2 separate regions of the Homo sapiens genome follow, and region 1 is linked to region 2. Evidence: chromatin loops called from intact Hi-C (ENCODE). Cell type or tissue: PC-3. All regions are shown on one strand. Links, peaks and the distances in the headings refer to the core of each region. The heading gives the core; the rest is flanking DNA. Region 1 overlaps HMCN1 (hemicentin 1). Region 2 overlaps HMCN1 (hemicentin 1).

What was found. A loop is a pair of places that touch in the nucleus more often than their neighbours do. Peaks named below come from ENCODE experiments on the same cell type or tissue, not always from the same donor. Only the 100,000 strongest peaks of a DNase experiment are listed, where the experiment ranks them.
Region 1: it touches region 2 in a loop (3.0-fold over the local background); 1 of 110 quality-filtered maps calls a loop at or near these places.

The regions. Positions count from the first base shown.
Region 1 is chr1:186,049,078-186,052,010 of GRCh38, reverse strand. All of the region lies in intron 42 of HMCN1 (hemicentin 1), which reads right to left. Among named protein-coding and RNA genes, the nearest start is that of PRG4, 250 kb to the left of the region's middle. In PC-3, for the core only: no CTCF peak of the experiment used is centred there; a DNase peak (open chromatin) is centred at 1,480; H3K27ac peaks cover 1,013 bases.
Region 2 is chr1:185,852,451-185,855,383 of GRCh38, reverse strand. All of the region lies in intron 2 of HMCN1 (hemicentin 1), which reads right to left. Among named protein-coding and RNA genes, the nearest start is that of HMCN1, 120 kb to the right of the region's middle. In PC-3, for the core only: no CTCF peak of the experiment used is centred there; a DNase peak (open chromatin) is centred at 1,463; H3K27ac peaks cover 1,744 bases.

The DNA of each region.
Region 1 (2,933 bases), core at 159-2,658, 200 kb before region 2:
ACTCTGTCTACTCAGTTATTGATCTACCCATCCCATTTTCCATCAGAAGCCATACCATAGGCCTTCCCATCATCTAGAACATTTCTCCTGTAAGTTTATAAGTTTAGGCCTCTGACAACTTCTCTGTTCTTTTTGCTCTCACTTAATTATTCCCAATTCTCAAGTCAATTCCCATTGACTTAACTGAATCTCAAGTGCTTTCACTTCTCAGAAGTCCCCCTATCCAGCTGCCTATTCTTCTGTTTACCGACTTCTCTACTCAGCTTAGATTTCATAATCAATATTTGTCAATATTCTCAACTACCTTATACCTTTTGCCTTCTTATTTGTCAATACTCTTACTCTGGATGAGTCCTACAGTTTACTCTGTTTGTCACTGATACCACAAACTGAAAGTTCCAGAAGAAAATGACACAATTACATAGATTGCCACTACTATAAATTTATGATCTCCATTCTAAACTCTACCCTTCTCTACCCCCATGGCTTCCATTAATACAAATACTTGAAAAGCTATATCTGTAATGGAGACCCTCTCTGAGGTCTAGACTTTAATATCCAACTAACTACTTAACATCTCAAGTTGGTTGCCTTAGAAGCATTGTCAAACTTGACTTGTCCAAAACTGAACTCAACCCTCTTTGTTCCTTCTCTGAGGGAAAGACACAGACATCCCTCCTTTACCCTTCTTGTTTCCACACTTCTTAATCTAATCAACTTAATCATGTTGATTCAACTTATTAAATATGTCTGCTTTCTTCTAAAATACAGACCTGAGCATCCGGTCCTTCTTTAAATCCCTTTAGTTTATTCTATCACCTTTAGAATCAAATCTATACTTTTTAAATTGATTTAAGAGGCCTTCTTCAATATGCCTATTTTTACCTTTTTATCTACCATCTCCTCTCTCTCCTTGCATCACACTAGGCTCCAGAATGAATGATATTAAGCTCATTGAATACAGACAGTGTTCTCCAGGGCTTTGCATTGCTTTTACCCTCTTCACAGAGTTAATGCCTATTCATCCTTAAGGGCTCAGTTAAACGTGTCTCATATGCTTTTCTACATAACCACCTATGATAGCTCTTAGGAGGTTTAATTTTAATTTTGACTATTTAAAGATATTTCTCCACCAGCCAACTATAAGTTCCGTGAGAACAACATCATTGTCTTTCTCACTAATTGCTCTATGTCCACACATGGCATAGCGCCTAGAAGATGGAAGCATAATGTAAGTATTTTTTAAGTGAATCTATCTTTGATGTCTCAACTTTTTCCCTTATCATTCATTCTTATATCTACTGCATTCTGCTTTCCACTATTACACTGCTTTTCTTTAAGAGGTACTGGTCTGCATATTTGTAAAGTATGTTTTTTAGTTTATGACTAATTTGACTTTTCTGCAATATGTAATATTACTCATTCACCCATCCATTCATCCATATCAAACTTACTCATTGTTTTCTTCTGAGAACAACACTGTCGTTAGTTTCCATGGCACATTTTTTTTTACTGGGTTTTCCTCTGACCTCTTAGGCTCTTCCTTCTCAGTTTCTTATCTAGAGTCTCTTTTACTAGCTCTCTTCTTATATGGTACACCTGAGAGCCATCCTATCGCGTACTCTTCTGTATACATTCCTTTTACCTTCTCCAAGTGATTTCATTGCAACCTTATGTTTTTAACTCTTATTTCACCTAAATGATAAGTTTCTATTTCTGGTTGCAGGGAGGACAGCTTCACATAGTCCACAGGTACCTCAAATATTGCATATGAAAAAGGAATTCTTCACCTCAGTTTCTAATTGATCATCACTCCTAATTTTTCTTTTTTCTCTCTTTTTTTTCTCATCTTTACTTGATAACACTTAGCCTAGTGTCTTGTCCATATTGGGAACTAGATATAAATATTAAATAAATTATTAAATAAATGAACTAGATATAAATAATAAATATTTTTCCCATCTGAAAGAAATGAGGACAGAAGGGAAGGGAAAGTGGAGAGGGAAAATGGGTGAAAAGAGGCAGGAACAGAAGTTAATTACATATAAGTAGTATGTAATGAATATAAATTTACCATATAGTAACTTTTACTATTTAATAGTAAATTTTTACAGGGTGTATAATAGCATTTCTCATAACCTGCCTGAAGGATTTTTAAAAGATGATACTCATTTATTTATAAGTCATTTTCTACATCAGTGCATGCTTTCAAAATTTTAAAAAGTATTTGTTCTCCATTGGAACAAAGTTATTTCATCTAGTTTTATTTTTATTTAAAAATATGTGAATAAACTATAAATCATAGGTAAATTCAGCTTATAATCTCAATAATTAAAAAGTTTAAACAAATACAATCAAAATGAAGAGGGCTTATTAAGTTATAAGTTTTTTAAAGTATGTAAATTACAGGTGAATGTACTGGAAATAGGAATGCTTTTTAGCTGATAGCCACAGCTGAGGCAAAAGTTGTGACTATAAGAATTATCTTAATTAGTAACAAATGGTAAAATTTCAACTGAGAATAACTTTTCTCCCTGGTTATTATAGTAATCCCATCTCCCACCACACGAGTGAATAAGTTATAAATGAGTTTTTTAAAGTATGTGAAATACAGGTGAGTATACTGGAAATGGGAATGCTTTTTAGCTGATAGCCACAGCTGAGACTCAAGTTGTGACTATGTATGAGAATTACCTTAATTAGTAACAAATGGTAAAATTTCAACTTAGAATAGCTTTTCTCCCTGATTATCATAGTAATCCTATCTCCCACCACGCAAGCGCCCATGTTCTTTCTCTCACATACACACACACAGTTCACATATATAATTTGGCCTTTTGGCTTATTTTCTTTCCATTGACGAACCCACCAGTAGTTACTAGAGAAGGCCCAATCATTACGAGATGCTGGCTGTGGAAGACAAAGGGCACATT
Region 2 (2,933 bases), core at 264-2,763:
AAATTATATCTCAGTATTCTCAGTCACCCTTCAGTAACCATCCTCTTCTCAGCTTCTTAGAGAATTCTTTCTTACCCTCTTCAAGGATTCGGTATCTTTTTATTGTGACCTTCAAAATTAAGACACTGCCATTGCCCTGGTTGGAATGGATTCCTGGTCCCACCTAACAAGTGGTTCCCTTGTTTGCTTAGGGAGCAAGAGCCAGAGGGGGCAGGGACAGGGTCTAAGAAGGTCTTACTAGCCAATCATCATTTGCTTATTCGAGGAGGAAGCATTCACCATACCTATACTTGCTCTGAGCAGACCTTCTTGCTCCCAGTTCTTCCTCTCTTATGATCCTTCTCTGTTTTTCCTCTCTGCTAGTCAAGACTCTACCTAGCCATAGAAATTTCTCTCTTCCTTCTGCTCCAACACTCACATATGGATTCTGCATGCCGTCTAGCACATTTGGTATTATCTTTGTTATTAGCTAGTTAATGAAGATTGGAATGCTGTGATTATTTAATGTGGTAAAAATATATTTATACTGCTTGTGTAATTTCCTCTCTTGGCAAAATGGAAAAATGCATTTTTACTAATAAAATCATTATGATTTACAAAGACATCACATTATAAGAAAGTTTGAGGTACGCAAATTTTACATTGTTTTTAGTAGTCATTTAAAAAATGATGAAATAAGATCTTAAAGGCAATGACTACATATATGATAGAGCAAATAAATCAGGATTTTAAAAAATCACCATGAATATAAAAGGATAGAGACCTAGTTTAAACATTTATGTAAGGAAACCTGAGGGACTTAGCTGATGACAGAATCAGTATTCAATAATGTAATATGCCTGCCAAAGAAAGCTGATATCAGCCTCCAGCATTAAAAGAAGCTCCCCAGACATTGCTCCATAGGAGTCCCCCAGGTATCATCTGGTGACAAAATCCAGTGCTATCAAATCTTTAACTAGTGTTACTCAGGTCTGGGGTACTGACAGGTTGCTGGAAGGGATTCCAACATCTGACGGGGTAACTGGACAAGTGATATTCAAAATCAATTCCAATACTAGGACTCCACAATTCTCCTGAATTTTTTTTTAAGGTCTAGGAATAAAAAAAGATGCTTTCGGAGAACTAACTGCTCCTACCCAGTTTGGATAGAGAAAAAATTCTAATTTTCCTTTATGTCCATTTCACTGAAAATGAGTTTGTTTTTTAGCTGCAGCTGCTAGCAACTCTGAAAAAATGAGATTTATAGTTTTCTCTAGGAATCCTGTCTGTAGATCAAGGACAATTCTCCCAAGGAAACTGTTTTGATCTCCATCCTTACCATCACCTAAAAACTAACAAAATCAGATTTAGTACTTATTGTGGGGAATAGAACAATCTGTTGGTTGCCTAAGCAGCACATATGGATTGAATCCAGGCATCATAGTTTAGTGTATTCTTTCTCTTAAATGTTATTTGGCCACAGGAATCTGCAATATTTGCCACGCAATGACTCATGTATTTACCCTTAAGGATATTCCCATAGATGCACACTTTTAAAAGAAATTCAAGAAATTTCCCATTATAATATCCACCCCACTCTAATCACCTGTATATTCCATTTTGAAAAAGTAATCCAACAGTCAAAATAGCCTTCAATATTCTTTGTCCTTTGAAGTTTACACAAAAGATCATTACAATATCAACAACGTATTTGCTTCTGGATAGGGTACCTAAATGGATACCTAAAAAAGGGTCAAACATTCCCATTCCTGTCCTCCACTGTCTTGTCGCAGTCTCTATTCCTTGTTCTCTGGGGATGTAGGATGGTTTGTCCCTCAGAGAATTCTTTACTCTAGCAGAAACTCTAATAGAAAACTCGAACTGCAAACTAAAGTTTTAATAGATGCTTCATTCAGGCCCAAAGGAATTTCAACACTAAACATAAAAATCAAAACACTACCTATGAATGTACCTACAGTAGATATAGTACCTTTCAATATCTTAAACATATTTTGTTCTTGTTTCTCCCCAAAGTGTGCATGAGTTTAAATAAGCTTATCATACTTAGTACCAAGAACATTTGCTGAGGAAAGCCAGTGATTTTATTATTAACTTTGTCATTTGCTACTTGGTAATTTTTGGTGGGCCAGTTACTCAAAGTGATTGGAGATAGGAATGAAGTAAAAATATTTGAGAAATAAATTCATTTTGTTGAGGATGAGATCAGCCCTAGACATACATCTGTCTTTAATTCTTTACTTTCCTACTTTGAAGTAACATACAAATTATATAAATAAATATGTTAACTTGATTAGATCAATAAGGTTATTTAAACAGATATTTAGAAGGAAAGTAGCGAAGCAATAAAGGAAACTGGCTTTGGCATTAAATACCTTATTTTGAGACCAGCTTTGCTACTTGCTATTTTTGTGACCTGTGTAAGACATGTTACCTAATATCAAAAAGCTTGAGATTCCTCATTTATAAAAAGAAATAGTAATATTTATGTGAGTATAAATTGAGAAAATGATTTTAAAACACTTGCAAAACCTTTTGCAAGGCACATATTCCAAAACTGTTGCTCATTTACAACATAAATATTTGGGGATTATTTCCCTTAAAAGAACTTTGGAGTACTAGAGCTAGTAGTAGCAATAGATAACATTTATTGAGCCTGTACTTTGGCCACTGTTCTGCTTGAAGGTTTATGCATACTATGAGTTAAATGCCTTATCATACTTTCTTCCCTAAATTAAATACAAGCCAGTCCTCCTTTAAAGTGTGTGTGTGTGTGTGTGTGTGTGTGTGTGTGTGTGTGTGTGTGTGTAGGATATTTGTAAGCAAATGCATATTATGAAAACTTAAATGGAAATTAAAACTGCTTTTCTAAGTTGAATCATGTCTAATCATGTCCAAAAATGAAAATCAAACCTCTGATAGCTCTACATTATATC